2 separate regions of the Homo sapiens genome follow, and region 1 is linked to region 2. A link is a loop called in an ENCODE intact Hi-C map of the cell type or tissue named here. Cell type or tissue: PC-3. All regions are shown on one strand. Each heading gives the region's core, and the rest is flanking DNA. Links, peaks and the distances in the headings are about the cores only. Region 1 overlaps CDC42EP4 (CDC42 effector protein 4). Region 2 holds the start of CPSF4L (cleavage and polyadenylation specific factor 4 like).

Region 1 (11,639 bases), core at 1,694-9,693, 49 kb after region 2:
TCAGACAGAGTGAATTATTTTACTCACTCTCACATCTCACAGCTTTTTTTTTTTTTGAGACACGGCATTGCTGTCACCCAGGCTGGAGTGTAGTGGTGCTATCATGGCTCACTGCAGCCTCAACTTCCCGGGCTGAAGTGATCCTCCCCGGCCTCAGTCTCCCAAGTAGCTGGGGCCACAGGTGGGCACCACCATGCCTGGTTTATTAAAAATAAATACATAGGCTGGGTGCAGTGGCTCACGCCTGTAATCCCAGCACTTTGGGAGGCTGAGGCGGGCAGATCACGAGGTCAGGAGATCGAGGCCATCCTGGCTAACACGGTGAAACCCTGTCTCTACTAAAAATATTTAAAAAAAAAAATTAGCCAGGCGTGGTGGTGGGCGCCTGTAGTCCCAGCTACTCGGGAGGTTGAGGCAGGAAAATGGCGTGAACCCGGGAGGCGGAGCTTGCAGTGAGCCGAGATCATGCCACTGCACTCCAGCCTGGGTGACAGAGCGAGACTCCGTCCTAAAAAAAAAAAAAATACACACACACACACACACACACACACACACACACATTTTTAGTAGAGATGGCATCTCGCTTTGTTGCCCAGGCTGCTCTTGAACTCCTAGCTTCAAGCAATCTTCCTGCTTCAGCCTCCCAAAGTGTGGGATTACAAGCACGAACCGTTGCACCCCACACCCAGCCTCTCACAACTTCTAAGTGGTTATTTGAGCCCATTTCTGGCAGACCTTGGAGCATGTGATTTTCCATATGAGGTGATGCTGCCTGACCTGTGCAGGTGTCTGCAGCTGAGGATGTACATGTGGAGCAGGGTGGGGTAGGAAGGGTCTGGGAGCCGGTTAACCTAAGACTCTTGGAGCTAAGACTCACATTACTGCCTCCCCCATTAAAGCTCTATCCCCAGGCATGGCTGCATTTGAAACCTCCTGAAAGGAGATTTCTCTTACCCAGGAGCCCATTCCCACTTCCTGCTCTCAGGAACCTCCCAATGTTCTGGTGTTCTGGGAGGTGAGGGATGGGAAGGATCACCCTGAAGCACAAGCCAGGACTCTGCCGGCATAGTCAGGAGTAGATCAGCACAAGGCCTCACTTCTAGTGTGTTCCTGTCTGCTCTGTCCAAACTCCATCTTGTGTTCCTTGGTTATTCCAGCTCCCAGGAAGAAAAACCAGAACCGTGACCCAACACCACTTGCCCCACCCTCACTGCCCGCGTGCCAATCCATGCCAGGATCATTGATGCAAAGGTGCCACTGCACAGCCACCCTGGGGCAGATCCCATTTCCTGGAGATGAACATCCTCTACTTTGATGGCCCCTTCCTGAAGAAAGGGCAAGGTCCCAGATTTCATGCCATGTCTTCCCCCCACCACCCCCAGCCTCCAAGCTACAAGACAGTGCCCATTCCCCAGGTATCCCTACCGGGTGTGGGTCAGGGAGGGAGGAGTCTACTGGGAAGGGGGGTGAATCAGGGAGAGCAGGGATCATAGAGTGACCTGGACAAGGAGGAAAGCAATAGTGCACACCAGAACCTCCCAGCTACTTCCACTTTATGCCTTCTCTCTATGAGTTAATAATAATTGACCCTCCACTGTCCACCAGCCACTTCTGGCTTCTGAGCACTTGACATGTGGCCAGCATGGAATAATAAACACTGGAGACTGGGAGGGTGGGAACCCAGTGAGGGATGAGAAGTTACTTAATGGGTACAATGTACACGATTGGGTGATGGTTACACTACAAGCCCAGACTTCACACTACACAATATACCCATGTAACAAAACTATACTTGCACTCCTTATATTTATACACATAAAAATAAACACACAAAAATAAAAAATAGGCAGGGCGCGGTGGCTCACCCCTGTAATCCCAGCACTCTGGGAGGCTGAGTCAGGCAGATCACCTGAGGTCAGGTGTTCGAAACCAGACCGGCCAGCATGGTGAAACCCCATCTCTATTAAAATACAAAATCAGCCAGGCATGGTGGCGTGCGCCTGTAATCCCAGCTACTTGGGAGGCTGAGGCAGGAAGTATTGCTTCAACCCGGGAGGCAGAGTTTGCGGTGAGCAGAGATCACGCCATTGCACTCCAGCCTGGGCAAAAAAGAGTGAAACTCCGTCTCAAAAAAATTAAAAAAAAAAAAAAAAATCTGGCAAGTCCAAATGGATATGTGCACAAGTGGAAAATACACACTGGACTTCTAAGATTTAGTATAAAAAAAGAGGATGTATAAAATATCTCATTAATATTTTAGACTGATGTGTTAAAATGATATTCTGAATATAGTGAGTCAAAATGTACCATTTCCTCTTACTTGTTAAAATGTAACTATTAAAATATAAATTATGTATGGCACTTGCCTAAGACTTCTATTGGAGAGCAATAATTTAGACATTTTCCCCCTTATTACACAAGCAGCATGTTCCCTTGTAGATGGATAAATAAAGCCAACCATTGTTCACAGCTGGGTCAAAATATTTACATGTTAACAATTTATGCTACATTGTTTTAAATTAAATCTTAATATCTAATTTTTACATCCAATCAGGGATTGAATGGCTAGGTTGTTTCCATTTTCAGTTGAAACTCTGTAAGGTCCTTTCAGGCAATTATGTGCATAACCTTAACTATTTCCAGATGATACATTCTTGTGAGTCTGTCCCCCAGGCTGGAGTGCAGTGGTGTATCTCAGCTCACTGCAACCTTCCACTCCTGGGTTCAAGCAATTCTTGTGCTTCAGCCTCCCAAGTGGCAGGGGCTACAGGCACACGCCACCATGCCCAGCTTTTTTTTTTTTTTTTTTGAGGCCAAGTCTGTATTGCCGAGACTGGAGTGCAGTGGTATCATCTCAGCTCACTGCAACCTCTGCCTCCAGGGTTCAAGCGATTCTTGTGGCTCAGCGTCCAGGCGTGCGCCACCATGCCCAGCTAATTTTTGCATTTTTAGTAGAGATGGGGTTTCACCATGTTGGCCAGGCTGGTCTTCAACTCTTGACCTTAGGTGATCCACCCACCTCGGCCTCCCAAAGTGCTGGGATTACAGGCGTGAGCCACCATGCCCTGCCTGCCTGGCTAATTTTTGTATTTTTAGTAGAGACAGGGTTTCACTGTGTTGGCCAGGCTGGTCTTGAACTCCTGACCTCAGGTGATCCACCAGCCTTGGCCTCCCAAAGTGCTAGGATTACAGGTGTGAGCTACTGCACCCGGCCAGCAGGCTACCTTTTTTTCCCCCTAACATATTTAATGGCCACCCCACCAAGCTTATACTACCTTACAGGCTCTAAGCAACTATATGATTGAATCTTTTGGGCTTTGGAAGTGGATAAGCTCATCATCTGCAACTAATAATAATTTTGCCTCCTCCATTCCTCATTATCTCGTTATATTTGTTACACTGCCAATATAATGTTGAATAATACCACTGACATGAAACATCTCTCTTTCTGGCACTTACAGTGATATCCTAAACCTCCGGCATCTAATCCAGCAGCCACAAGCCACATAAGGCTACTGAGTACTTAACATGTGGTTAGTGTGATTAAGGAGCTGAATTTTTAATTTTTTTTTTTTGAGACAGGGTCTCACTCTGTTAACCAGGCTCAAGTACAGTGGCACAATTACAGCTCATTGTAGCCTCAACGTCCTAGGCTCAAGCAATCCTTCCACCTCAGTCCCGAGTAGCTGGGACTACAGGTGTGCACCACCATGTTGCCTAGCCAAGTCTTAAAATTCCTAGCCTCAAGTGTAATCTCAAAGTGCTGGGATTACAGATACGAGCCACCACACGTGGCCAGAATTTTAAATTTTAATTATTTTACATTTAAAAATTGACAATTGGCCGGGCGCGGTGGCTCAAGCCTGTAATCCTAGCACTTTGGGAGGCCGAGGCGGGCGGATCACGAGGTCAGGAGTTCGAGACTATCCTGGCCAACATGGTGAAACCCCGTCTCTACTAAAAATACAAAAAAAATTAGCTGGGCATGGTGGCGGGCACCTGTAGTCCCAGCTACTCGGGAGGCTGAGGCAGGAGAATGGCGTGAACCCGGGAGGCAGAGCTTGCAGTGAGCCGAGATGGCGCCACTGCACTCCAGCCTGGGGGACAGCATCAGACTCCGTCTCAAAAAAAAAAAGATAATTGGCCAGGCGCGGTGGCTCACGCCTGTAATCCCAGAACTTTGGGAGGCTGAGGCGGGCGGATCACCTGAGGTTGGGAGTTCGAGACCAGCCTGACCAACATGGAGAAACCCCGTCTCTACTAAAAATACAAAATTAGCTGGGCGTGGTGGCGCATGCCTGTAATCCTAGCTACTCGGAAGGCTGAGGCAGGAGAATGGCTTGAACCCAGAAAGCAGAGGTTGCGGTGAGCCGAGATCGCACCCTTACACTCCAGCCTTGGCAACAAGAGTGAAACTCCATCTCAAAAACAAACAAACAAACAAACAAAAACTGATAATTGGCCGGGCACGGTGGCTCACGCCTGTAATCCCAGCACTTTGGGAGGCCGAGGAGTATGGATCACTTGAAGTCAGGGGTTCAACCCCAGCCTGGCCAACATGGTGAGACCCTGTCTCTACTAAAAATACAAAAATTAGCCTGGCGTGGTGGTGGGTACCTGTAATGCCAGCTACTTGGGAGGCTGAGATAGGAGAATCGCTTGAACCCAGGAGGTGGAGGTTGCAGTGAGATGAGATCATGCCTCTGCACTCCAGCCTGGGCAACAGAGCAAGACTCTGTCTCCAAAAAAAAAAAAAAAAAAATTAATTCCCCCTTCCTTTAGTTTTAAAAACATGGCTCCTAGAAAGCATAAAATTCCATATGTGACTAGCGTCACATTCCTATTGACAGCATCATCCTAGGGCTAGTCCCACTGATCATCCTGCTCACTGTGATTTGAATATCACACAAGTATTCTCCACCACCTTAAGGAATGCACAATTCTTACAGTTTATGGGAAAATGATGCCAATAACTCACTCAGCCAGGCTGAGTTATGGGAAAACACACTACGGCTTAAAATAATTTACCCTTTAATTGCTGGAAGATATAGCATAAGGAGTCTAGTCTAGTTTAAATGGTGACTCATTATCAAGAACACTCCGGAATAACATCTCTCCATGTGGATCCCAACAGATAGCAAGACTGTGTGCTGAGGAACCCACTCTAAGGAAATACTATTCTAGACCCTACCTAACCTCAGGGGTAGACCCCTCCCCAGACTCTGCAGTAACTATTCCTGGGCCACATGTCATGGAGAAAATACGAGAAAGAACTAAGATTTGTTGAGCTTTTTACTCTGCACCAGGCATTGTGTTAGGTGATTTATTTTGATTAAACTGTCTCTTTTCTTCTTCTTCTTTTTTTTTTTTTTCCTGAGAGAGGGTCTTGCTTTGTCCCTCAGGCTGGAGTACACTGTAGCAGTGCAATCAAAGCTCACCGTAACCTCAAACTTCTGGGCTCAAGCCATCCTCCTACCTCTGCTTCCCAAAGTGCTGGGACGATAAACTTTGTAGTCATACACGGTCCCAAGCATTTGAAAAACTTTATCTCATGTATTCTTCCCAACAATCCCATGGAGTTATCACTATCATCCCCAGCTCACAGATAAGAGCACCGAGACTTAGAGGGGCACGTGCTCTACTCAAGTCACACACGGTTGGTTAGGAGAGAGAGACAAGAATCCAGATGTGCTGGACTCTGGGTTTTTTCCACTCCACCATAAGGAACATCGGGGTGGGGGGGGCGGGTGGTGCGAGGGGGACAGTGCATCATAAGTGTCCCTGGGGCTCAGGCCTGGGAGGGCTGCTCAAGGCTCTGGATGCATGAGTACACACAGGATACGCAGTTGTGCACACAATTTCAGGTTAACATCTCCTGAGTCTGAGCACCTCATTCCCCACCACTCCAGGGAACTTATAGATTAATCCTGGAAAATACAGGCTACAGCCCAACACCCCAGGTCCATCCAGGGGAGCCTCCTGCTCCTTGTGGGCTGGGAACCAGCTGCCCTGCTTGTCTCCTTCATCTTCGTTCCTGCACCCACCTCATCCTTATCCTCATCCCCATCCCAGAACCACAGGCTTCAGGCCAGGGGAGAAGCAGGTCAGCAGGAGGTGAAGGGGAAACCTTCCCTCACCTCCTGGGAATTAGAACAGCACAGAGAAGGGAAGAAAAAGGAGCCAAGACTAGGGAGTGACCGGAAGCAACAACGGAGGAGTCAAGACGAAGAGGAGCCAGTGACTCAAGGACATCCGGCAACTTCACTTGATTACAGGGCCCTTCCTGGAAATGTGTGCTTCCCGGAGCCACCACCCGAAGCCAGCCACCAGCAGAGGGACCATCTGGGCCAGGCAGGATGGATGCCTGGTGGGGGGCCCCACTGCCCCCATACAGGCTGGGCCCTCCTCCTCTAGGAGTGGTGCTACTACTGGGCAGCAGGGTGCCTCCCTCCTGCTCGGGAGTGATCGCAGAGGAAAGTGCCGCGCTTGAAATCAGATCTGCCAGGCCTTGTTTGGTTTCACTTTGCCGCTCCTAAGAGCCGGGTGCTCAGCTAAGAACTGGGAATTTCATGGCCACCTTGGGGTCTCCAGGAGACTGGCAGATCTAAACTCCCTCCAGAGCAGACAGGCTAATCTTGCATCTTGGCCCTGCCGGAAGTTGGGGACAAAGAGCCCCACTCCCTAGGTCACAAGGTGGCCTGCCACGTGGGTCAAGTTATTTGTGCCTCAGTTTCCTCATTAGCTCTCAGAACAATTGATAACATTACATAACTCCCAAGTGCTGTGCTCGGGTGAGCACAGTTCCATGTGTGCTATAAAGATGATGCTGTCACACCCAGTGACACTCCAGCCACTGTCACTTCGCAAACTTCATAGAGAACAGCCACCTGAGAGCACCTAATTCAAAAGTCTGTACAGTGAAACGTGGGCTGAGACAATGGGTTGACCCTTTTCAAAGTCCTGGGGGTTCCCAGGATTATCTGATGCAGGGGGAAGGGTCCCCCAAGCTGCTGAAGCCCAGGTACAGATTCTGCCCTCCCTCTGTAGTCTCTGCCAGCAGTCGGGGGCAGGAAACCCTCGGATCTGGTTTCTTTCCTGATCTGAGTTCCCTCATCCCGTCACCTTTTAACCTTTAATGATGCCAGAAGAAGGAGCCTGGCTTCTCTCAGACAAGATGGTGAGGTGGAGGTGGGAAAAGAGAAGCTCCTCCATTCCTTCCTAGGATAAGGGTAAAAGTAACTCAGGAATTTGCCAGACCCCGGGTGCTACTAGCAACAAATAATGCACAGGCCAGGCACCGTGGCTCATGCCTGAAATCTCAGCACATTGGGAGGCAGAGGCAGAAGCAGGAGGATCGCTTGAGCCCAGGAGCTTGAGACCAGCCTGGGCAGCACAGTGAGACCCTGTCTCTAAAAAAAAAAAAAAAAATTAAATTAGCCAGGCATGGCGGCACACGTCTATAGTCTCAGCTACTCAAGGCTGAGGTGGGAGGATCTCTTGAGCCCAGGAGTTTGAGGCTGCAGTGAGCTGTGATTGCACCACTGCACTCCAGCCTGGCCAACACAGCAAAAAGCCTGTCTCAAAACAAAAAAATAATGCACAAAACTTCAATATGATCAACCCCCAATAAAATATAATCTGATCTTTTGGACCTAACCAGATTCTCCTTAGAGGTAACCACAAATCGTACTGCGAGCCCCTAGGCTCTTTTTGGGCTCTCTTGGGCTCTCTACTCCTTGTACCACTTGACAAAGCCTTAAGCCCAATTCCAGGACTTGAGGGGAACAGGTCCCTTTCTGATGCTTCAGGGTTGGAGGCAACAGTGTAAGGAAATAAGAAGGTTGCACTGAGTGAAGACCCGAGGTAGAGAGGAAGGACAGGCAGGAAAGAGAAGCCAGCACACAGAACCTGGCTTTGTTGGCACACTTGGAGAGATTCAAAGCTGGGGTCTCCAGACCAAGTTCAGTGACTGCCAGAACTGCAGGTGTCTGGGCAAAAGAAGAACCCAGAGTCTCATGCTGGGAGGTGGAGGCTGCCCCAGACAACCTCTGCTACCGTGATGGCCAAGGCAGAAGATGGTGGCTGAAGCAGCTCTGGCTGAGCACAGACATCCAGGGATCCTTCTTGCCTGGCACTGTGGTTTTTCCAGATGCCTTCAGCTCCATCTTTGGGGTGAAGGGGAAACACCAGGTGTGCAGAGCAGTTTCTTACAGGTGGGGAACTGTAAGCCTTCATTAATGACCACACCCTAAACTGTGCTCACCTGAATCCCAAAAGAGAGACCCTTCCTCAGCTTGAGTGGAGACAGCCAGTTCCCCTGTTCCTGGCAAGGGAGGGCTTTGGATGCCAGCACTGCCATCCTGGCACAGAGCCCAGAGCTGCAAGCTGGCAGTGCCTGGGGGAGACTCCAATGTAAGTTAGTTGGAAGGAAGCCCAAGTCTCCTCAAGAAGGCGTATTTTAAGCTGGAGCTTTCGGGGCACGGTGAGCGGGAATGTGGGAGACTAATGTCTGAATTTTTCTTTCTTTCTTTTTTTTTTTTTTTTTTTAGACGGAGTCTCGCTCTGTCACCCAGGCTAGAATGCAGTGGCGCGATCTCGGCTCACTGCAAGCTCCGCCTCCCGGGTTCACACCATTCTCCTGCCTCAGCCTCCCAAGTAGCTGGGACTACAGGCGCCCACCACCAAGCCTAGCTAATTTTTTGTACTTTTTAGTAGAGACAGGGTTTCACTGTGTTAGTCAGGATGGTCTCGATCTCCTGACCTCCTGATCCACCCGCCTTGGCCTCCCAAAGTGCTGGGATTACAGGTGTGAGCCACCACGCCTGGCCCTGAATTTCTCTCTTTTTTTTTTTTTTTTTTTTGAGATGGAGTCTCACTCTATCGCCCATGCTGGAGTACAGCAACCTCCACCTCTTGGGTTCAAGCGATTCTTGTGTCTCAGCTTCCCCAGTAGCTGGGATTATAGGTGCACGCCACCATGCCCGGCTAATTTTTGTATTTTTAGTAGAGACGGGGTTTCACCATATTGGCCAGGCTGATCTCAAACTCCTGACCTCAAGTGATCTGCCCGCCTTGGCCTCCCCAAGTGCTGAGATTACAGGCGTGAGCCACTGTGCCCGGCCCTAATGTCTGAATTTCCTTCCCAACGCACTCAAGCAAAAAGGGCTGTGTCCAGTGCCACATGCGGGCTCCTTCCAGCACTACCATCCAGTTCCCTGCCGAGAGAGGGCACGCATGGGCTTGGCCTTCCTAGAGCACCCCAGAAGCACTGGCTGGAGTTGGCCTTCAGGACACTCTGCCGGATGACCCCTCAAAGTGTCCCCAGCTCCAGAATTTGGTTCTTTTCCTCACGGTCGGGAAAAATCCTCCAGTACGTAGGTCAGAAGAGCTACGCAGAGCTCAGGTCAGCTCTGTTTCCAGGGCGAGATTGCTCAACCCTTCTCCCTCCGCCCACAGGCCTTATCTCTGGCATCAACCCAGCTCCCCATTCCTCCAAGGGACGGACTCCTCCCTCCCCCCACAGGGACAAACTCCTCTGAGTCTGCAGAACCAGAATGAGAACACAGAAGGCTGGACTTACTGCTAACCAAGTGCAACCCTGACCACTCTGACTTCTGACTTCTTCACTTCGAACCCAATCCAAACGTAGGGGCGTGGGGTGGGGGAGAGTGAAAGGGAGAGGCCAACATCAAACACCTTTTGGCCACACCTGCGCACAGACAGTCCGGGCCGCAGAAATCAATCAGTCACTCCAAAGGGGTGGAAGCCCTGGGCCACTGCCAACCCAAGGCCCTTCTGGAAAAGCTCTGGACTTGTTAAGAAGGGTTGGCCAGGGCTGGGTGCAGTGGTTTACGCCTGTAATCCCGGCTCTTGGGGAGGCCGAGGTGGGTGGATTGCCTGAGTTCAGGAGTTCGCGACCGGCCTGGGCAACACAGTGAAACCCTGTTTCTACTAAAATACAAAAAAAAATTAGCCGGGCGTGGTGGCATGCACCTATAATCCCAGCTACTGCAGAGGCTGAGGCAGGAGAATTGCTTGAACCCGGGAGGTGGAGGATGCAGTGAGCCAAGATTGTGCCACTGCACTCCAGCCTGGGCAACAGAGCAAAGCTCTGTCTCCAAAAAAAAAAAAAAAAAAAAGGGTTGGCCAGGTGCAGTGGCTCATACCTGTATGCCCAGCACTTTGAGAGGCCGAGGTGGGGGAAGATCCCTTGAGCTCAGGAGTTCAAGACCAGCCTGGGCAACATGGTGAAACCCCACCTCTACAAAAAATACAAAAAATGGCTGGGCGTGGTGGTGGGCGCCAGTAGTCCCAGCTACTCAGGAGGCTGAAGTGGGAGGATAGCTTGAGCCCAGGAGGTCCAGCCTGCAGTGAGCCTTGACTATGACGCTGCACCACAACCTGGGTGACAGAGCAAGACCTGGTCTCAAAAAATTAATAAATAAAATAAAAATTATTTTTAAAATCAAAAGACTGGTGTAAGATTCCTCTCCCAGGTCAACACTCACTCCCCTGACCTTTATACATGAGACCTCCCTTTGCTTCTGACTCCTTGGTCTCTGGTTCTGTGAGGTGCTGTCGGGTTCCAGAGGCAGCAGCACAGTGGAGGCAGGGTACAGAGGATGGGGACAAGCACGGTGGGTGGGCAAGGGAAAGAGAGAAACGAGGGGAAAAGAGAAGAGGAATCCAAAAAGAGAGAGGCAGAAACCCCAGAAAATGGAGAATCATTCACAGCACAGGCCTAGGCTGTACAGCAGAGCAGGAGCAAGCTGCCCTCTGTGTGCAGGGACCCTAGGACTTCAGGGAGATTTCAGAGGGGAGGCGCTGAGACTCACCCCAGAACCACCGCCCATATGATCACAGCGGGCCCCTCCTAGTCCCTGCAGGGGTCCACCAGGATGCCTGGGAATCCACTTGGGATCTCCCCAAATTCACTGAACACCCCTTGTGGGAAGGAGCAGCTGTCTTCAAGGAGTGGAGAGGCAAAGTCCAAGTTCAGAGGAGATAAGCCACCCCACTAATCAGTCAGTCACATGTGCAGCTCACACAGGGCAGTTGATGAGAGCAGGAACCGGCAGGGCACCCCCGCATTCAGTAGGCACTGGCTTCTCAGCAGAGATAGAGCCTCAGGAGATCCTGGTGGATGCCCTGTTATTGCCCCAGGAGCCCCTGGGGCTGCCAGGGGCTCTCTTAGGGCCTGGCTCAGTCCCAGCCAACTCCCGATTTCTGGGAGAAATCAGAAATCCGCAGCTCAGCAATCCCTTCCTTTGTGGCCTGTTCTTTGTTCTCTTAAAATTCAGTCCACCCTGCTGGTGGTCCCTCCTCCACCCTAGCCTCAGAAGCGGGCGGGGGCTGAGGGAGTTATTGGAAACCCAGACTGCCAAAGAAGTCGCCTTGCAGGAGGCCCCTGTCACCGGCCCCTCATTATTTACACTCGCTGGATGGGACATTTCTCTGGTACAGATGGCTGCTGGGGTTCGGACGAGAGAGAGATTTTCCCTCCAGCACCCTGGACCCTCAGGGGAGGGCAGGGGGCTTCGCAGCGACGGGGGCTCCCAAGGACTCCACCCGGATCCAGCTGCTCAGCTATCTGGGCAAACAGTGGGCACCGGGCACACAGTAAGGGATGTGGGAGCCGG
Region 2 (11,435 bases), core at 47-8,046:
CAGGGACTGTCTTCCTCCCAGGCCATCACCCTCCCAGCATCCAGTGCTCGGAGGCCCCAGTAGCCGTCAGTAGCTGCCCCAGTGTTGGCGCTGTCTGGCCTCTGTGATACTTAAACAGGTGTCCAACATTCAGTCATCTAGACCAGGGGTCAGCAAGCTTTTTCTATAGAACACCAAACAGTGCATATTTTATACTCTGCAGGCTACTGGGTCTCTGTTGCAGCCACTGGACTCTGCCATTGTAAGCACCAGAACAGCCATGGCCATGTCCCAACAAAACCCTTTATGAGCACTGGAATTAATTTCACATGTCACAAAATATTTTGATTTTCCTCCCACTTTTTACAAACCATTCTTAGCCCCTCGCCTGTACAAAGACAGGCAGCAGGCTGGACTTGGCCCACAGGCTGTAGTTTACCAACCCCTGACATAGGTGCTCATCAACACTTGGGTCTATAGAGTGTGTGTGTCTCTCCATAGGGACTGAGCACAGTTCTCAATCAGGGCCAGCCCTGATTCCAAAAACCATGCGTGCTACCCAGCTAGCAGAAGGAAAGCCTTGGACTGGTCAACAGAGAAGTCCTACCCTACCCACAGCAGAGATTCTAGAGGTTGGAGAGTAGTCTGGGAGGAACAACCACATATATGTGTCCCACATGCATGATGACATGCCTTTCAAAGGAGAGTGAGGGTTCGCTGGGAACCATGCAGTGCTGCTGGGTGAGCTTCCCTGGGGAGCAGAAAGGAGTGGGAATAAAGGGATGAGGGATGACGGCACGTGCCTGCCTGCACTCACCTTCATGTAACTCGGGTTGAGTAAAAGATTCATCTTGGGACTAAGGGAAGTGGAGAGAGAGACGATTACAGCCCAGCTCTCGCCCTCCCATCTTCTGCTCATTAACATGCTCTGCGCCAGCCTGCTGCAGATTTCATATTTCAGAACCCTGTAGGGAAGTTGCCCTCCCTTAGCCAGGGCGTGAGGGAGAATTACAGAGGACTGGGGAGAAATGGGCATTAAGTGTTTCTTCTCTTATTACTAGAACAGTTTGTGAAAAGATCGACACCTATCCCCAGCATGAATACACATTAAGAGGATGGGTTAGAGTTCTGAGATTGCCAGGGTCAGGCAGTGGTGCCAGGAAAATACTGGAGCGGATGCTTGCCAGATGCTTCATTTTCCACTAAGGACCAGCGAAGGTATGGAAAGATCTAGAACTAGAAGGCCAGGCCTAGCACTCTGGTGGGAGTTGGTAACTGAGGGATCATACTTACTGAGCAAATTGGCACTTGGGTCCCTCGGGGCAGAAGCCAACTAAATAGTTGAGACACATTATTCTGGGGACATGGCGGTATTTACACAGAGGACCTGCTGAGCAAAGAGAAAGTGATGAGAAGGATCCGCTTCAGCAAGAGGGGAAAACACACATGAAAAAGCTCCCTAGGAAGGGTGTGGATGGTCATAGGGGCTTCACTTAATAGGGGTGGATAAATCTTCCCATCCTTTCTGTACCACCCTAAAGCATCCACTTCTAGCCATGAGACAGGGATGGGGAAAAGGAACCTTGGAATGTGCTGGAGCAGGTGTCAGCTGGCAAGTTCTGAAATAGAGTTGGAAATGTCACTGACATGCTGTGTCCTGGAGGACTGCATGGATATGAACCACACTTTGTTGCCTTTTATTTATTTAAGTATGGGAGGTACAGCTGAGAAAAAGCTGACCTGGCCGGGTGGGGTGGCTCACACCTGTAATCCCAGCATTTGGGAGGCCAAGGTGGGTGGATCACTTCAGCCCAGGAGTTCGAGACCAGCCTGGGCCACATGGTGAGACCCTGTCTCTACTAAAAATACAAAAATTAGCTGGGCATGGTGGCACACACCTGTAACCCCAGCTACTTGGGAGGCCGAGGCAGGAGAATTGCTTGAACCTGGGAGGTGGAGGTTGCAGTGAGCCAAGATCGCACCACTGCACTCCAACCTGGGTGATAGAAAGAAAAAAGCTAACCCCACAATCCTACTGATCTTCTCAGCAGCCCTCACCCCCGCCCAGATCCCTAAAACCAACAGCACTAAGAACTCCGTAAGAAAAACCTATCTGAAGACAAAGGAGAGGGAGAAACCCTGTTGCTTAGGGCATGGGAACCCTGCTGGGGTAAGCTGCCTCTTAAATTTGGCTGGCAGCAATGGGAAAGGTAGGACATGCTTAAGCAACACTCAGGACCCCCCAGGTGGGTAAGTGGAATGCGGAAGAGAGCACACATGAACTAAGCGTCTCCTATGGGCCTGACCCTGTGTCAAGAGCTTCCTGTGTGGTTCAGTAACTTGGAGAAAGGCATGCAGCTGATACATGCTGAAGGTAGGATTTGAACCCAAGTCAGTCTGCCTCAAGCCTGTTATGGCCCCACACCAGGCTGTGTTTTGTGTGTCACAGCAGAGCTGGAGGAGAACTACAGAAAGGCCTTCTATTTGGGGTTTCTCCAAGGCACAGCCTCATCAGGAAAATGGCCCCTCCCCTGCTGAGAGCTCCCACCCTGATCCCCACAGCCCCTAGGGCTCCCTGGCTTCCAAGGCCTCACCGTCCTTGCAGAAACCTTGGTCATACCAAGGACAGTCCTGGGACTTGAAAGCTGGCTTCACATGGAGGAAGGAACACTCCTTGTTGCTGCAGTCACCTGAAAATCCCAGCACTCTCTGTAGAAGCAGTTTCTCTTTGTGATCACTTCTGTGTCCCCAAACCAGATTGACCTTGCCCCTCACAAACACAGAAGACACTGGCCTTTATTCTGGGAGTCACCAGCTTTTTGAAGATGGAAAGTATGCCTAATCCTTGCTGCAGTCTAAAAAGGGTGGATCCCAGTCCTATTTGCTAAGCAGGGCATGGTCTGAATATACACCTCTGGAAGAGTAAGAGTGAGGGACCCCAGATGGAGAAGGAGGCACTGGAACTGAAGGCCATTAGAGGCTAGCAGGAACAAGGAGAGCCGAGAAGGCCTGCGACGTTAAGTGGAGATATTTCCATGTCGCTGTAACTGCAGCCCCCTCTTCATCTCTACTACAAAACCCATGCTGCCTGCAGAGCCTAGGGAAGCTGTTCCCCTTGGTGGAAATGCAAAGAAAAGCAGAGCCCTGCTCAAGGTGGCACAGGTATGAAAAGAAACATTCTACAGAGTGGGCACCTGCATTATACTAAGCCTGCGTCATCATCTCTCTATGGATTAGACCAAGTCTCAGGTTTAGTTTATTTCCTACAGGGAGCCAGCCCAGTAGGCCCAGGCTACCCAAGTGTCATTATTATTATTATTATTTTGAGACAGGGTTTTACTCTGTTGCCCAGGCTGGAGTGCAATGGCGCAATCTTAGCTCACTGCAACCTCCGCCTCCCGGGTTCAAGCAATTCTCCTGCTTCAACCTCCCAAGTAGCTGGGATTACAGGCATGTGCCACCACGCATGGCTAATTTTTTGTATTTTAGTAGAGATGGGGTTTCACCATGTTGGCCAGGCTGGTCTTGAACTCCTGACCTCGTGATCCGCCCACCTTGGCTTCCCAAAGTGCTGGGATTACAGGTGTGAGCCACCACGCCCGGACCCAGGTGTCATTTTAAGAGCTCTCTTAGATTTCTCTTAGGAAGAAAGCTCTGAAGGAAGCATGGGGGAAGATTCATCCCACTTTCACTTCATTCAAGTTGAGAACTCATGAATCTTTCCAACTTCATCCTCCTTAAATGTCTACAGCTCAGTGCTTTTCAGAGCTGAAGGAGCGTCGTAGCGTCTATTCCACTGATTTTCAAATTGCTCCAGGAAGATCTATTTTATACACTGGGCCTCTACAGAGCAAGGTTTCGCCTAAAGGAAAGTACCCCTAGGCCAGGCACAGTGGCTCATGCCTGTAATCCCAGCACTTTGTGAAGCCGAGGTGGTGATCCTTAGGATCACCTGAGGTCAGGAGTTTGAGACCAGACTGGCCAACATGGTGAAACCCCATCTCTACTAAAAATACAAAAATTAGCCAGGTATGGTGGCACGTGCCTGTAGTCCCAGTTATTCAGGAGGCTGTGGTGGGAGAATCGCTTGAACCTGGGAGGCAGAGGTTGCAGTGAGTCGAGATTGTGCCATTCCATTCCAGCCTGGGCAACAGTGCGAGACTCTGTCTCCAAAAAAAGAAAAAAAAAAAAAAAAAAGGAGAGTACCCCTGATTCCTAAGAGTTTAAAACCACCATTCTTTCCCAGCCCTCTCATTTCACAGAGAACGCCAGGGCTCAGAGAGGGGAAAAGGCCACATCCATTTCATTCAGCTTCCTCACGTTCATGAAGGGTTCATTTGTTCATTGTCAGTATACAGCACTGGGCAGAGTGCTGACTCTGGGCTTGAGCTTTCTAATGAATCAAAGTGACATCACCCCCTAGGTGATGCTGGCCAGCATTTGATGGATGGAGATAACAGAAAGTCATCTACACTGGTTGCCGTTCTGCTGCGTGCACGTCTCTGCATTCCTGGCCTGGCCAGCAGGTGGCAGCAGCACCTCAGCCTTCAATCCGCCTTTCAGAGACGGGGGTACTGGGCTGAAGACCCCGGACACCAGTCCCTTCCAGTGACTCTGTCCCACTCCTACACCTCCCCAACAACACTCTGATTCCAATTAGAGTGATCATCACTTTGATATTCGAAAGCCATATGCATTCATTTACTGTAAGAACAGTAGATTACATCTTGTAATCATGGGCTTACAAGTCTGTCCTCTACTAATTGGAGTTATCTGGGGGCGGAGGGGGACCTGGTCCTGTTCCTGTATCCATGCCCAGGAGCACCTGATCCCCAAACAAACACCGAGGGCTATTGAGGGAATAACTAAGTAGGTGGCATTTTATTACTAAAGTCACAGAATGCTAGGCAGTGACCAAGGGGAACTTGGATAAACATTGTCCTTTCAGGGGAGACATGGGGGCAGCTCTCAGGAACTGCCATGCCTTTGCCTCCCAGGAGCAGGCAGGAAATGGAATATTAGCCTGGGTGGGGCTCTGACTGGCCTAGGCAATGCTTTGCCTCCTTCTCAGGTACCCAGGACCCTCCCATTGGCACTAATGAGGAGCAGCCGCTTGGGGGGCCCTGAAGCTGGCTGCAGCCACATTTGGAAGCCAAGCCTCCTGAGTCAGGGGCATCCAGGGGATTCTGCCAGCTCTCTCTTTGTAGGTCACTCTTTATGGAATACAGTTGGAAAACCACTGGACTAGATAATCCGTAAGGCTCCTTCCAGCTCCGAAAAGCTCTGAGCTGTAGAATCGTATTGTGAAGGGTGAGACCTGAAGCACATTTACAAATTCCTTTCTTAAGTAAGCGGGAAAGTGGCTGCAGCTGCCCCATAAACAGTCCCTTGATTAAAAGGACAAAGGAGGCCGGGCACCGCAGCTCACACCAATAATCCCAGCACTTAGGGAGGCCAAGGCAGGTGGATCACCTGAGGTCAGGAGTTCAAGACCAGCCTGGCCAACGTGGCAAAACCCCGTCTCTACTAAAAATATAAAAATTAGCCGGGCATGTTGGTGGGTACCTGTAATCCCAGCTACTCAGGAGGCTGAGGCAGGAGAATGGCTTGAACCCGGGAGGTGGAGATTGCAGTGAGTCAAGATCACGCCACTGCACTCCAGCCTGGGGGACAGAGCAAGACGCTGTCTCAAAAAAATATATAAAAATAAATAAAAGGACAAAGGATGCCTTGAAGCCAGAGGGAGGTAAGATGCTGGTCCAGGCTTGACCGCACAAGATGACTTTAGGTGCTAGACCTCTGAACCTCATGGATTTATGTTTACAATGACCTTTGATTTCCAACAAGTGATGCTAGTTCTCCGTTTATGGAAACAATGCAAAGTTTCTTCTAAAGTAAGAGTTAAAATAGCAAGACCGTTGGAAGAGCAGACAGTGGTGCTGGGGCTTTGAGGGTACAGCAGGCATCGTGAATGTGGCTCTGAAGGCCTGATATTCGAGAAGTTCTAGCCGGGGCCTGAGAGATGGCTCATTTGAGACATTTCAATATAGTCAGGCTGGGTGTGTGATGAACCAAGAATGGGGAGAGAAACAATCCCTTCTTCCCTTTTGGGGGTATCTGGTATGCACCTTGATCCAGGGGGCAGTAAAGGGCAGGGACTTCAGGGTGCACTTCTGCTTGTCTAGGGGTTTGGAGAACAGACACCTGAGACTCAGACAGGTCTCTCTGGCCTCCAGGGACATGTCCAGCCTCCTCTGCGTGCCCGCTCCTCTAGAAACCTTCCCATCTCACAGCCCACACTGCCACCCTCCAGGGTGAGGCACCGAGCCAGGAAGAGGCCTTACCAAACTTGGAGTAGAAGTAGCACTCAGGCATCCTGGTGAGGTCATACTGGTGCAGGAACTTGCAGTGATCACCCTTCTTGCAGAGCCCCCGGAGCCAGTGCTTGCATACCACCATCTTCTCCCCTCGGTCATGTCGGAAGGGGCAGAGTTTCCCTGGAGATGCCAGAGCACCTGGCTGGGAGGCCCCTCATCCACAGCCTGGGCCCAGCTCAGCCCTCCAGGGGATTCCCCAGGAGGGTACCTGACTCAGTCCCCAGCGGCTGTCCCCTTATCCCTTCACCTGGACCCTGTAGGGGCTGGAACTGGGAGCCGAGGCAGCATGAAGGGAGAGCTTTTTTTTTTTTTTTGAGACAGAATCTCGCTCTGTCGCCCAGGTTGGAGTGCAGCGGCGCGATCTTGGCTCACTGCAAGCTCCGCCTCCTGGGTTCACGCCATTCTCCTGCCTCCATTTCCTGAGTAGCTGGGACTACAGGCGCCAGCCACCACGCCCTGCTAATTTTTTGTATTTTTTAGTAGAGACAGGGTTTCACCGTGTTAGCCAGGATGGTCTCGATCTCCTGACCTTGTGATCTGCCCACCTCGGCCTCCCAAAGTGCTGGGATTACAGGCGTGAGCCACCGCGCCCAGCCAAGCTCTTGTTTTTGAGATGGCGTCTCGCTCTGTTGCCCATGCTAGAGAGCAATGGCACGGTCTCAGCTCACTGCAACCTCCACCTCCCAGGTTCAAGTGATCCTCCTGCCTCAGCCTCCCAAGTAGCTGGGATTACACCTGCAACTACACCCGGCTATTTTTTTTATTTTTAGTAGAGACGGGGTTTCACCATGTTGGCCAGGCTGGTCTCGAACTCCTGATCTCAGGTGATCCATCCGCCTCAGCCTCCCAAAGTGCTGGGATTACAGGCTTGAGCCACCGTGACTGGCCAGGGCAAGCTCTTCTTAAAGCACAGCTGTTCCCACTACCACACCTTTGCCCATCCTTCCCATCTGCCTGGAGTGCCATGCCCTTCTCCAGGGAAGTACCTGGGCTCAGAACAGCTGCCTCCTTTTCATTCCCAGAGTGCCTAACACCCCCTCTCGTCCTGCCAGGGAGCGGGGCCAGGCTTTCCAGCCCAGAATCCCCACACCCAGCCCAGCCCCTGGCACATAGTAAGTGCTCAGTAAGGGTGTGTTGAATTCCCATCTTTAAAAACATCAAATGTTATGCTTCCCGATTCCAGAGACCTAACAGGGTGACAGAAGAGCCAACTTTGTAATGATTTATAAGGAATATTCCATGGAAATGTTACATTTAACTGCTTTATCATCTTCACTCAAGTCTGCCTTGCTATTAGCAGGAAGGACACCCAGTTCCTAAGTTTCTTTAATTTATTTATTTATTTGAGACAGGATCTTAGTCTGTTGCCCAGGCTGGAGTGCAATGGCAAAGTCATGGCTTACTGTAGCCTCAACCTCCTAGACTCAGGAGTTCTCCCATCTCAGCCTCCCGAGTAGCTGGGACTACAGGCATGCACCACCACACTGAGCTAATTTTTTTATTTTTTGTAGAGACAGGGCTTTGCCATGTCATCCAGGCTGGCAGTTCCTGAGTTTCTAAGCAGGTCCAGCCTCATGCCTGGCCAGTTCTCTGACATAATTTGGGGGCTAGGGGAGGTGTTCTTTCCATTTTTCCTTTTTTAAAAAAAAAAAATTATGTTTTGTAGAGATGGGGTCTCGCTATGTTGCCCAGGCTGGTCTTGAGCGATTCTCCAGCCTCTGCCTCTCAAAGTGCTGGAATTACAAGTGTGAGCCTACTCCCCCGGCCAAGGTGCTCTTTTTAAATACCCCTAACCTCCACCCCTGGCTATTGACTTGCTTGGTTCTGACCTTCCACCATAATAGCTTTCTTTCTTTGCAGAAGGGTGTTGCTAGGAACCACTGCTCTAGGGACTGGTTGGGCTGAGCTGAGGAGATGCCACTCAGTCCACATTGAGCCTGCAGGGTCCTGGGTGCACAAGGCCTTGGGCGACCAGTGATCCCATTTCCCTTCTCCCTGTATGGTCTAGGGCTGGCCCCAAGACAAACAAGGCAGGTGGGCGAACATGGCCCCAGGTCCTCCTTTCCTGGTCCCCTCCAGCCCCCCAGCTTCCAGGGACAGACTCATTTGGATCAGAAAACATGTCCTAAACTCTCACACCAGTGAGATTTCTTAACCTAAATGTATAGGCAAGCGGGAGGAAGACAGGGAAACCCTAAAACTGGAAGCCAGTTTTTTTTGGCAATTGTATATTTCTGTTGAAAGAGCCTCTACATGAGCCATGAGCCAGAAGAAAAGTTGAAAACTCTTATATTTGAATCAGGCCTTCCCAGAATGGCTGCATTTGGGGAGAGGGGCCTAGGAAGACAGTATTGACCCAAAGTCAGGGCAGGAGAGAAGTGGAGGATGCTTTTTGATAGCATTTCAAAGATGGTGGCAGGTGCTACCTCAGGGCATAGGGAATGGATGAGACAATTGACCAGTTTACAAACTGAGTCAGAGCAGGGGACTGGGGGAGAAGGATGCCTCTCTTCTAGCTGGGAGGAAATCAAGAAAAACATTAAGAAGCTGGAGCCTCCTGGGAATGCACAGGCCAAAGCTCAGACACACGCCCATCCCAGCAAGGCAGAAAGAAAAAAATACCCCTTTCCAGGCAGCCTGGTTACCCTGATGCGAACTGCAAACTATGAAGACTGCTGCTGAGGCGGGAAAATCTTAGGGGAGGGGCAGGCTGCTCGGTGGATCCAACCACTTATCCTTTGTCTACCTGTAAGTCTAAAATTCTGCTCCATGGCCGGGCATGGTGGCTCACGCCTGTAATCCCAGCACTTTGGGAGGCCCAGGCAGGTGGATCACCTGAGGTGAGGAGTTTGAGACCCGCCTGGCCAACATGACAAAACTCCATCTCTACTAAAAATGCAAAAATTAGCCGGGCTTGGTGGCATGCACCTGTAGTTCCAGTTACTCGGGAGGCTGAGGAAGGAGAATCGCTTGAACCCAGGAGGCAGAGGTTGCAGTGAGTTGAGATCACGCCAGATCACTCTAGCCTGGGCAACAGAGCGAGATTCCATCTAAAAATAAATAAATAAAATAAAAATAAAATTCCGTTCCATCCCAATTTTCCCTCCCCAGGTGCAAATTCGACACCCTATCCCAGGCCAGGCAGAGCCCCTGCTGGGTGTAGCTCAGACAGACCCTACACTCACCCAGCTTGGGGCCCAGGCCTGTCTGCTAACTCACCTTTCTCACAGAGCCCTTTAGTGAAGAAGTTGCACACAGCTGAGGCCGACTCTGGAAGGAGAAGAGGGAACGGAGAAGGTAGCTTCCCCAGAGGCTGCAGCTGTTCCGGAAGCCTCCACCTCCATCGGCATGTCCCACCTAGACCTCCCCCAGGCTCTGGCCTATGGGATCCCAAATCTGGGCCCTGTAGAGGTTAACCTGCAGAGCCAGCCAGCAGACCTCAACCCTTAACCCCCCAACTCTGAAACAGAGGAGCTCGAGGGGCTCAAGCCTGGCCCAGGAGCTCGGGAGGCCAGTGTGGCTTCTCTCAATTCACCGTCTCTCTGTGCCTCTCTTTCTCAGTCTGGAAAATGGGTTGCCCCGAAGCCACAGAAGAGAGAGACAGAGAAGGGGCGGTCGCATCAGGGAGTTGAGCAGAGAGGCCTGTAGAGAAGGAAGGGGGAGGGAGGCTGGGCGTGGTGGCTCATGCCTGTAATCCCAGCACTTTGGGAGGCCAAGGCGGGCGGATCACGAGGTCAGGAGATTGAGACCATCCTGGCTAACATGGTGAAACCCGGTCTCTACTAAAAATACAAAAAATCAGCTGGGCGTGGTGGCGGGCGCCTGTAGTCCCAGCTCCTCGGGAGGCTGAGGCAGGAGAATGGCGTGAACCCAGGAGGCAGAGCTTGCAATGAGCCGAGATTGTGCCACTACACTCCAGCCTGGGCTACAGAGCGAGACTCCGTCTCAAAGAAAAAAAAACAGAGAAGGTAGGGGAGGGAAAGTGGCCCCACCCTCACTCACTGTCCATGCCCTGGAAAGGCAGGAGCCCAGTGCCCTTCTGCATCTCGACATCCTTCTCGAAGGCAAAGGTGAACCGCTCTAGCCCCGCAATGACCTCTTGCATCTTCCGTCTCCTGCTGGGGCTGCGGAAGCTGCTGGAACCCAGGCAGGTGGGCCCAATATAGCTCATCAGAGGCCCTTAAGGGGCCAGCGCCCAATGCCTCCCCCTTCACCCCAGGGTGCCAGTGGCCAGGTGACTGCAGGGGACGCTCCAGCCTGGGCTGTACAGGAGCAGGGCCCAGCTGCCTCACCCGGCCCACCCAGTGCAGGGGCAGACACCCCAGGGCCCCTCACCCCCACACTGTGTACACAAGGCTCACTCGGATAGGGAGGGATTCGCAGAGCCCCACAAACTGCTTATCTTTGCATGTTACCGAACACAAACGTGGCGTGCACACAGACATTACCAAACCTGGGCTCATACTTTGTCCATGAAGACACAGCCACAGGTTAGCAAAGAGTTGCACAAACCAACCGCAGCAAGGCTGTTATTCTGCCAGAGCTGGGGGTGGTGGGGGTTTGCAGAGGGAGGGAGCCGTCCCACCTCCCCGCTTCTTCCCATGAGGGAAGGGGTCTCCCTCTGGGGCCCCTGACACCCCTTTTCTGGCCTGAGTGACAAGCCCCGAGTGAGCTCTTCGTGGGAGACAGGGAAAAAGGAATGAAGAGGAGAGGAACTGAAACAGTTGGATGAATGGCGCTTTGTTTACCTCGCACACAATCGCCAGCTTGGCGGGAGGGCGGAACCGACCAAGGCCAGGGCGGCCTCCCAGCCAGGATTCCACAGGGCCACCCAGTGCCACCCCACCCCTGAGAAAGTGCTTTATAAATGAAATCTCTATGCAAATGTTGTTTTATTATTATTACACCACCCCTGCCTGCAGGGCTGGGGACATCTGACAATGCTTTCAAAGGAGCATGTTAGGGCTCTAATTAGACCAGGTTCCCCCTCCCCCTGCTCTGGCCCCAAACTGGCCTTGCCTCTAACTAGAGCTGCTGTTCTCAGTCACATTGGCTTTTAATGCCCATAGAACCAGAACC

Evidence for each region. Peaks named below come from ENCODE experiments on the same cell type or tissue, not always from the same donor. Only the 100,000 strongest peaks of a DNase experiment are listed, where the experiment ranks them.
Region 1: a loop joins it to region 2, with 3 times the contacts of the local background. A loop is called at or near these places in 37 of 110 quality-filtered maps.

Annotation. Positions count from the first base shown.
Region 1 is chr17:73,298,920-73,310,558 of GRCh38, forward strand. All of the region lies in intron 1 of CDC42EP4 (CDC42 effector protein 4), which reads right to left. Among named protein-coding and RNA genes, the nearest start is that of CDC42EP4, 7.3 kb to the right of the region's middle. In PC-3, for the core only: CTCF peaks have their summits at 6,333 and 6,532; DNase peaks (open chromatin) are centred at 4,952, 6,252 and 9,532; H3K4me3 peaks cover 1,967 bases; H3K27ac peaks cover 3,962 bases.
Region 2 is chr17:73,251,358-73,262,792 of GRCh38, forward strand. It overlaps CPSF4L (cleavage and polyadenylation specific factor 4 like), which reads right to left and starts at 10,523. Exons shown (of 6, transcript NM_001129885.1): 1 at 10,359-10,523; 2 at 9,576-9,626; 3 at 6,324-6,476; 4 at 2,574-2,669; 5 at 1,273-1,366. The coding sequence starts at 10,461. RefSeq lists an enhancer at 4,214-4,343. In PC-3, for the core only: CTCF peaks have their summits at 4,511 (motif pointing right) and 6,124; a DNase peak (open chromatin) is centred at 4,424.